2 separate regions of the Mus musculus genome follow, and region 2 is linked to region 1. Evidence: chromatin loops called from intact Hi-C (ENCODE). Cell type or tissue: left cerebral cortex. All regions are shown on one strand.

What was found. Hi-C counts contacts between places; a loop is a spot of excess contacts. Peaks named below come from ENCODE experiments on the same cell type or tissue, not always from the same donor. Only the 100,000 strongest peaks of a DNase experiment are listed, where the experiment ranks them.
Region 2: a loop joins it to region 1, with 2.5 times the contacts of the local background. A loop is called at or near these places in 6 of 42 quality-filtered maps.

Annotation. Positions count from the first base shown.
Region 1 is chr4:132,928,986-132,933,985 of GRCm38, reverse strand. No RefSeq gene overlaps it. Among named protein-coding and RNA genes, the nearest start is that of Fam76a, 8.9 kb to the right of the region's middle. In left cerebral cortex, a CTCF peak has its summit at 3,000 (motif pointing right); DNase peaks (open chromatin) are centred at 788, 1,036 and 3,014; H3K27ac peaks cover 1,037 bases.
Region 2 is chr4:132,527,093-132,532,092 of GRCm38, reverse strand. It overlaps Atpif1 (ATPase inhibitory factor 1), which reads left to right. Exons shown (of 4, transcript NM_007512.4): 4 at 1,270-1,538. The coding sequence ends at 1,411. Among named protein-coding and RNA genes, the nearest start is that of Atpif1, 5.8 kb to the left of the region's middle. In left cerebral cortex, no CTCF peak of the experiment used is centred here; a DNase peak (open chromatin) is centred at 2,549; H3K4me3 peaks cover 34 bases.

The DNA.
Region 1 (5,000 bases):
TATCATGGGTTGGAGCTGGGAGGGAGCCAGATTAGCATAGGAGGGAAAGGTAGACCATTTAGCCATTGAGGTGCAGTTTTTTTTTTTTTTTTTTTAAGATTTATTTATTTATTATATGTAAGTACACTGTAGCTGTCTTCAGACACTCCAGAAGAGGGCGTCAGATCTTGTTACAGATGGTTGTGAGCCACCATGTGGTTGCTGGGATTTGAACTCCGGACCTTCGGAAGAGCAGTCGGGTGCTCTTACCCACTGAGCCATCTCACCAGCCCCCGAGGTGCAGTTTTGAATAAGTCTTATTTTTCCTGTGTGGTCATTGGGGGATAGCATAAGGTAAAGAATACAGCCACCTCACTAATCCATTGTTTATATTTATATCAAGCATAATTCATTTACACCCATGTGAGCAGCTTGGGCATGGTATCACAGCTGAAGTCCAGCCATGGGGGTGCTGGGACAGAGGCAAGAAGACCCCAGGGACTCGCTGATCTAACTCTGGACTAACCACTGGGTTCCAGATTCAGGGGGAGACTCTTCTCAAAAATGAACAAAGGCGATTTATAGATGCAAGAGTTTCTTGGGGGCTTGCAGTTTCTGAGGGTGAGTCCATGGACATGTGGGGAGCATGGCTGCAGGTAGGCAGACATGGTGCTGGAGCACACACCTTGATCCACAGACATGAGGCAGAGACAGAGACACTAGAAACAGCACGGGCTTTTGAATCATCCAAGTCTAGCAGCAGTGATTTAACACGCCTCCTCCAGATTCTAGGAAGGAGACCTAGAACAGTGAAAACAACAGTGAAAACCAACTGATCAGTGGAGCCGGGGTGCATTCCTTTATTCCAAGCACTCAGGAGACAAAGGCAGAGATAGATGCAGGTGGATTTCTATGAGTTTGGAGTCTACACAGAAAGCTCTAGAACAACCAGGGCTATATACAAGGACCTATGTGGTGGTTTCAATATGGTTGGCCCATGGAAAATGTGGCCTTCTTAGAGGAAATGGGTCACTGTGGGGGTGGCTTTGCAATCTTATGCTCAAACTCCAACCCAGGAAGAGAATTTCTCCTGGTTGCCTTCAGATCAACATGCAAAACTCTTGGCTCCTCTAGCAGCACTCCTGCCTGCCCACTGCCATGTGTCCTGCCATGATTATAAAAGACCAAACCTCTGAAACTGTAAGCCAGCCCCAATTAAATGTTTTGTTTTGTAAGAGTTACCTTGGTCATGGCGTCTCTTTACAAAATGAAGCTGAGCAATGGTGGTGCATGCCTTTAATCCTAGCACTTTGGAAGCAGAGGCAGATAGATTTTTGAGTTTGAGGCCAGCCTGGTCTACAGAGTGAGCTCCAGGACAGCCAGGGCTACACGGAGAAACCCTGTATTGAAAAACCAGAAAAACACACACACACACACACACACACAAACAAAAATGAAACCCAAACTAAAACATCCTGTCAAGAAAGAAAGAAAGAAAGAAAGAAAGAAAGAAAGAAAGAAAGAAAGAAAGAAAGAGGGAGAGGGGGAAGGGAAAGGAAAGAAAAGGGAAGGGAAATGAAAGGGAAGGGAAGGGAAGGGAAGGGAAGGGAAGGGAAGGGAAGGAAAGGAAAGGAAAGGAAAGGAAAGGAAAGGAAAGGAAAGGAAAGGAAAGGAAAGGAAAGGAAAGGAAAGGAAAAAGGGGCTAGAGAGATGGCTCAGCAGTTAGGAGCACTGACTTCTCTTCCAGAAGTTCTGAGTTCAATTCCCAGCAACCACATAGTGGCCACAACCAGCTTTAATGGGATCTGATGTCCTACTCACATGAACAAATTAATAAATAGATATTTAAAAAGACAGAAAGAAAGAAGAAAGAAACAAAAAAATTCATTAATAAAAATTGGGCAACGGATCTCAGTTAATATTTGTCCAAAGAAGTTATTCAAATGGTCACCCACACCCCAGTAAACACACAAGAAGATGGCCATATTATATGACTTTTAGGTGAATGAAAATAAAATCACAATGCCCACACTACTTTGTAATAAAGTGAATATTACCAGGGGTGCAAAGAGATGTAACTGTAAGGAGGCATGTTAGTGGGGATGTAAGATGTTAGTGGGGATGCAGGACATTGGTGGGGATGCAGGATGTTAGTGGGGATATAGGATGGCTCCCACAGCCATAGAAATCAGTCTGAAATTCCATGAAAACTCCGCATAGGAGGCAGCAAGGCAGTTCAGTGGGTGAAGAGCTTCTCTGCAGGTCTGGGGACCTGGGTTTGATCCCCAGAATTTATAGTCGGAAGGGGGAACAGGCTTCTGAGGTTGTCCTTTGACCTCTATACAGATGCCCCCCGACACCCAGACACACACCAATCACAAAGAAAATAAATTCAGCTGAGTATAGTAGTACTCAGATTAATCCTAGCACTCAGGAGGCAGAGGCAGGAGGATCTCTGTGAGTTCAAGGCCAGCCTGGTCTATATAGTGAGTGCCAGGACAGTCAGGGCTATATAAGGAGCCACTGTCTCAACAAGTAAATAGACAATTAATTAATTAATTAATTAATTAATTAATTAATTAAATGTAAAGTTAACAACAACACACACACACTTGGGAGGCTGAGGCAGGAAGATTGCAAGTCTGAGACCATCTTTAGCCACTTAGAGAAATTTTACTGCAGAAAGAAAGTGCCTGCTTCACCTGCACATCTTCTAAACGTGAAGCGATACATAGAAGATTTGAATGATCCTCACACAAGGGAGACCCACAAATCCAAAATCATTTGTATTTTCAAAAACGGAAGGCTGGGTGTGGTAGCTCACACTCAGAAGGCAGAGGCAAGTGAATTTCTGTGAGTTTGAGGCCCACCTGGTCTACATAGCATGTTTTAGGCTTGTCAGAGTTCTATAGTCAGACTATGTATCAAACAAACAAACAAGTAATAAATAAATAAAATTGAAAGGTTTTTCAGAGACTTCAATGTAACGTTCATGGTAGCATTACTCACAATCACCAGAAGGTGGTGATGTCGTCAAAGGTGTTCCTTCCGAAAGGCAACCGCGTTAAATCTCCTGGAGGTAGTTTTAAGATGGGCCGCTGTGAAGAGGCCACCAGGTCCCGAGGGCTCTCTTCTCTTCAGCTGAGTTAAGGATCTTATGATGAGGTTCAGCTCTTCCGCTTTGACTTTCCTCTGTGTAATGAACACAGCATTAAGGGGTGCTGCCCTCACTGGACATTGAAAGCTGCCGTCGCCTTCATCTCTGATTAAACACATTTCTGTTTTTTAAACCTAAATTTAAGACGGCATTGGGGGCGGGGATTGCCGCAGGTCAGAACAATTTGCAGTTGGTCCTCTTCTCTCATCCTGGGGGTCTAAGGACTTTTGTTCATTCACTGAGCGATACCGAAGCTTTGGCCAGGAGGGCTAAATGTTCAGGGCTCTGAATTCTTGAAAGGATTTTCCGGGAGGGTCAGGTTTACTGTGGCTATAGAGTTTGACTGAAGCCACATTGGCCCAGTTTTTGAGTTTATAGCAGATTGTCCTTGTATAGCCACCGCTTCTTCCAGGGCCACTTGAGGGTGCCCTGGATGATAGCTTCAGCTCCGACTCGGCGCTGGACTTCCCAGTCTTCCACAAAGATTGTGGTGTTGGTTCATGAGACGCATAAGCCTTGGTGGCTGAGTCTGTCCGGACACCATGGCGCCTCCTCCTTGTGTAGTTTAGAGTTCTGACTGGCTTGGCCTTTGGGATGTAGTCCTGGATGGCTTGGGGCTTTAAGTAATTAAGATTTTCCTCAGATTTGGTGGAGAGATCCATTGAGATGTAATTTAGGCAAAAATCTGCTTTAGGAATGTCCAGGACCCTGACTGCAAAGCCTGGGGGTGGCAGGGGTAGGAGAGCTAAAAGCAACTGACAGAGCATTGAGAATCCCACACTTTCATCCACTTTAAAGGAAGGGTTCTGAATTTAACAGATTAAAGAAGGTGGCAGATAGGACATTAGTTGTGGATGACTCCCTCTATAGCTGGAGTGTCTGTTCTGACACCAGGAACTTGCTGTGTAGCCAAGGCTGGCCTCCAATTTACAGGGATCCAAGTGCCACCTTCATCTCCTGCTTAGTGGGTGTCTGTTTAATCTTTTATTTTGAGACAGGGTCTCATTAAGTTGCCCAGAACGGCCTGGACTCAGTCTGTTGCCATGGCTGGCCTAGAACTCCCAAAGAGCTCCCTGCATCAGCTTCTAGTGTGCTGGCATTAAGCTGGTGATAGTGTGGTCCAGGAGCAATCTTCCCACGTCAGCCCCTGTGGTGACTGATATTTACAAGTTGGTGACACCAGGCCCTAATCCTTTTTTTTTTTTTTTTTTTTAATTTTTCTGTGGTCACCAAACTGGAATTTACTTCTTCTAGTTGGGTTTTTGTTTTTTTTTTTTTTGTTTTTGTTTTTTTTTGTTTTTTTTTTTGAGGTGGAAAGAAGCTAACTTTAAATCAGTTTTCAGTTACATTATTGCTATGAAGCTTTCAGTCTGATTCTCCTTCCAAATGCTCGCTCCTTCCTTCCTTCCTTCCTTCCTTCCTTCCTTCCTTCCTTCCTTCTAATGCAGATGCTTTCTTTTGGTGGCTGTAGATGGTAGTTTTATATTACACTTCCAACAACGGTTAACACTTCTATTTCACTCATAGATTCTTTGAGGCTCCCCGAAGCACCCCGCCACTTTCTGTCATGGCATTTTGTAAATGTTTTATTGAGTCTGAGGACGCCTCCCACGGATTCCCTGACTTGCTTCGCTCACGGTCGTGTCGGTGAACAACTAGTCATAGACATAACTGTGGACTTGTTTTGGTTTTGGTTTTTTTAGAGACAGGATTTCTCTGTGTAGCTTTGGCTGTCCTGGAACTCACTTTGTAGATCAGGGTGGCCTCGAACTCAGAAATCCGCCTGCCTCTGCCTCCCAAGTACTGAGATGAAAGGTGTGCACCAGCTCTGTCTGGCTAGTATTGCTTTCTTTGAAGAAAATGG
Region 2 (5,000 bases), 400 kb after region 1:
AGGTGCCCATTGGGAGTTAGAGATTAGGTGCCCTTGGAATTAGAAATACACGTAGTTCTAAACTCTTGAAATGGGTGCTTGGGGGCTGGAGAGATGGCTCAGCGGTTAAGAGCACCAACTGCTGTTCCAGAGGTCCTGAGTTCAATTCCCAGCAACCACCTGGTGCCTCACAACCATCTGTAATGGAATCCACCAGCAACAGTGTACTCATATACGTAAAATAAAATTTAAAAAAAGAAAAGAAAAGAAACGGGTACTGGGAACCAACCTGAGGTCCTATGCTGGAGAGATGGCTCAGGGCCTAATAGCAATGACTGCTCTTCCAGAGGAACCAGGTTCTATTGCTAGTGCTCTCACAGTGTCTAACAGCTGTCCATAGCTCCAGTTCTACGGCATCTCAAACTCCCTTCTGGCCTACATGGGCAATACATGCATGTATCCTGTGCCTTTAATCCCAGTGTTCTAGAGACAGAGGCAGAAGAAGCAGGCAGAGCTCTTGAGTCTGAGACCAGACTGGTCTACATATTGAGTTCCATGAAAGCCATACATAAAAAGATGCAGCCAAAACATACATGTAAAATGTAAAAAATGTAAAAAAAAAAAAAAAAAAAAAAAAAAGCTGATCACGGTGTTGCACACCTTTATTTAAACATGCCTGTATGTGCATGTGCACTTTTGTGTGTGTGTATGCATGCTTGGGCCAAGTGTGTGGGGACCATCAGAAACCAGTAGAGAGGAGTTACAGATAGTTGTGAGCTGCCTGACATTGGTATTGGGAATTGAATTTGGATTCTTCTAGAAGAGAAATACATTATCTTCATCTCAGAGCCGTCTCTTCACTCTGATTTTCTGTGTGTGTGTTGCCTGCATATATGTATGTATGTATATCCCATGAGTACCTGGTACCTGTGGAGGCTAGTACCCTGGAACCGCAGTTACATGTGCTTGTGAGCTGCTGTGTGGGTTCTAGAAATGGAGCCTGAGTTCTCTAGGAGAGAAAGTTTCCAGAGCCAATTTTCCCTCCCAACTCAGGAAACTTCAATCTGGAACTTATCCAAGGACAGCAGTTGAAGCCCCTAGAACTGCAGTTATAGATGGTTGTAGGCCATCATGTGGATGCTGGGAACTGAACCCTGACTCCCACAAGCTGCACCCCCCACCTCCCACCCCACCCTGTGCACATATACAAGTAAATGTGATTAAAGTAAAGTAAAGATCTCCTTGAGATGAAAGATTGGATTAAATCCCTCAGCCACTGTTTCTTTATAGAGAGAAGACTAAAGAACAGCTGGCTGCCCTGAGGAAACACCATGAAGATGAGATTGACCACCATTCGAAGGAGATAGAGCGTCTGCAGAAGCAAATTGAACGCCATAAGAAGAAGATCCAACAACTAAAGAATAATCATTGAATGCGCGCAGTCGGTCCCTCACAGAGTGGCCCGTATCACTCCCCACGTCTGTAGACACATGGCTTTGAATGATTACTATTTGGTCTGTGTGCTACTAACAGATAATAAACGATCACCAGGAAACTTGCCTGATGCCTTCTACTGTCTAGAGCAGCAGTTCTCAACCTTTGGCTTGAGACCCCGTTTGTGGGTAGAACGACCCTTTCACGGGAGCCGCCTAAGGACATCTGAACCATCAAATATTGACATTCTGATCGGAAAAACAGCAGGGAAATTACAGTTATGAAGTAGCAACCAAACCTTTAAGGGGTTGAAGCATTAGGAAGGTTGAGAACCACTAAGGGACAGAAACTTCTCATCCATTAGAATGAATTGAGGGTTTCTACTAAATAGAGTACGGGGGAGGGTGTGACCCTGACCTCAGTCTAATCAGAATGTGCAGAGACAGCTTGAAACGTAAACCCCAGTCCAATGCCTAAGCCTAGCTGCGGTCTGGAGGAAAGAGTAAACAGAGTGGTTTCTAAGGCTAGGACCAGAAACAATAGCACTGTCTTACTAGAAGGCTGGCTCTTTCATATGAACTAGCTATTGCTCTAAGCGTGAGACAACTACAATTAGAAATCATTCCCAAAGCCAGGCGTGGTGGCGCACGCCTGTATTCCCAGCACTCGGGAGGCAGAGGCAGGCGGATTTCTGAGTTCGAGGCCAGCCTGGTCTACAGAGTGAGTTTCAGGACAGCCAGGACTATACGAAGAAACCCTGTCTCAGGAAAAAAAAAGTTGGTTTTTTTTTTTTTTTCACTTTCCAACAAATTCTTTTTTAAAAAGATACATAGAGCCAGGCAGTGGTGGCACACACCTTTGATCCTAGCATTCAGAAAGCAGAGGCAGGCAGATTTCTGTTAGTTCCTGGCTAGCCTGGTCAGTTAGTTCTAGGAAAAAACAAAACAAAACAAAACAAAAAACAGTCTGGCCTTCTGAGACCAACAGTTGACCTAACTCCATAGTAAAGCCATTGCTTAGACATGCATGAGGGCCTGGTATAATCCCAGCACTAGGTATGGAAAACGTTGCCAGGAATAACACAGTAAAACTTATGACCCTCAGTGCAGAGATCTCAGGGCAGACCTTTCTTCCCCCTTGCATTGGAATTGAGGAAGTCTTCCCGGTTGTGTGAGTATTCAATGTCTAGATGACTCAGCGTTCTACTGCTGTGGACTCTGTGTGTGTGTGTGTGTGTGTGTGTGTGTGTGTGTGTGTGTGTGTGTGTGTGTGTTTTACACAGTTATTTTAGGTATGGGGAAGGTTTGGAGTGGTGAGTGAGTATGTTTCTGCCGCAGAGATCCGAGGACAACTTAGGAGAGGACTCCATTCCCTACCATGTGGGTTCTGGGGGTCAAATCCAGATCATTGCCAGGCTTGGTGGCAAACACCTTTAACCATTGAGCCATCCTACCAGCCCTTTTTTGGTTTCTTTTTCCTTTTTTCTTTTCTTTCTTTTCTTTTTGTTTTCTGTTTGTTTTGATTTTTTTGTTTCGTTTGGTTTTGAGACAGGGTTTCTTTGTGTAGCCCTGGCTGTCCTGTAGACCAGGCTGGCCTCAAACTCAGAAATCCACCAGCTTCTGCCTCACAAGTGCTGGGATTAAAGGAGTATGCCACCACTGCCCGGCCCTTTTTTTTATGATATATATGTTTGTTTATTACATGTAAGTACACGTCTTCAGACACTTCAGAAGAGAGCTTCAGGTCTCATTATGGATGGTTGGGAGCCACAAGTGGTTGCTGGGATTTGAACTCAGGATTTTCAGAAGAGCAGTCGGTGCTCTTAACCGTTGAGCCATCTCTCCAGCCCCCCATTTTCTTTCTTTAAGAACTAATCCAAGCCAGGCGTGGTGGCGTACGCCTTTAATCCCAGCACTCCGGAGGCAGAGGCAGGCGGATTTCTGAGTTCGAGGCCAGCCTGGTCTACAAAGTGAGTTCCAGGACAGCCAGGGCTACACAGAGAAACCCTGTCTTGAAAAAAAAAAGAGCTAATCCTATAGAATTTTATAAAATAGATTATTTACAGCTTGCACAAGATGTAAAAGTTACAGAGCAAGTTACAATTATCTGCTTGTTACATCTGAAGTTATTTTTGGCAAAATATTTTCATTAATTTTTTAAATATTTATTTATTTATATACATGAGTACACTATTGCTCTCTCAGACACACCAGAGAGGTCATGAGACCCCATTACAGATGGTTGTGAGCCACCATGTGGTTGCTGGGATTTGAACTCAGGACCTCTGGAAGAGCAGTCGCTGTGCTCTTAGCCGCTGAGCCATCTCTCCAGCACCCCCATTTTCATTAATTATGCATACTTTTTTAGACTTGATACTCCTGGAAATCAAATGAAGGTTCTTACCCGTATGTACTATAAGTATGCACCTTACCACTGTGCTACATCCTCAGCCTCATGTTATAGCCAGAGTTGCAGCAGGTTGTGAGGTAACTTCTCCAAGGTCTTGTGAAGTTTGTCCTGAGCAGAAAGCTGTTTCCTCCCGATAGTGCTCTCAAAACCCTTAGCTACAGTTCCAGGGCTGCGGTTTTGATGCCAATAGTTCCCTCTTCCATGCGGTGTGAGAAGTGGTTGCTGTCTGTTCCTCAGAGGATGGATCGATGGATGCAGGCTCCTTGGGTAAGTGTAGACATGGCTGTGGTTTGTGTTGGCACTGACATGTCGGCTGTGACAGGAGGCCCTTCAGCATGTTTGTGCATGCCTCTGCAGTGCAAACTCGTGATCCTAGCTCTTGGAGGTTTCCACAGCAGTTAACCCAAAAGTTGTTTTTAGCTGAGCAGTTATGGTACACACTTTTTTTTTTTTAACAAATCTTTTTTTTTTTAAGATTTACTTATTTATTTATTATATGTAAGTACACTGTAGCTGTCCTCAGATACTCCAGAAGAGGGCATCAGATTTTGTTACGGATGGTTGTGAGCCACCATGTGGTTGCTGGGATTTGAACTCGGGACCTTCGGAAGAGCAGTCGGCACTCTTAACCACTGAGCCATCTCGCCAGCCCCTGGTACACACTTTTAATCCCAGCACTTGGGGGGAGGCAGAGGCAGATGGATGAAAGCCACCTGGTCTATAGAATGAGTTCCGGGACAGCTAGGGCTACACAGAGAAACCCTGTCTTGAAAAACAAACAAACAAACAAAAAGTCTACCCCACTGGTCAAACACTTGAATAGTTCCTGGGTTTGAGTCCCAGCCTGGGAAGAGAAGTTGGGGAAGGGTGGGGAGGAAGAAGAGGAGAATCAACATTATCTTAGGACCAATTAAATCCAAATGTATGGCTGAAGAGATGGCTCAGACAATAAAGTGCCCTCTGTATCCACATGAGGACCTGTAACTAGTCTGGAGGGGGGCAAAGGGAGCTGGAGGCAGGAGGATCTCCAAAGCTGCTTAGTCATCAGCCATCAGCCTAGCGTAATCCATAAGCATTCGGTACAATGAGAGACCCTGTCTCAAAACAAAAAAATACAAAGCAATTAAGAGAATGAGGAAAGATATCTTCTGCGCTCAGGTGCTCACATGTGCATACAC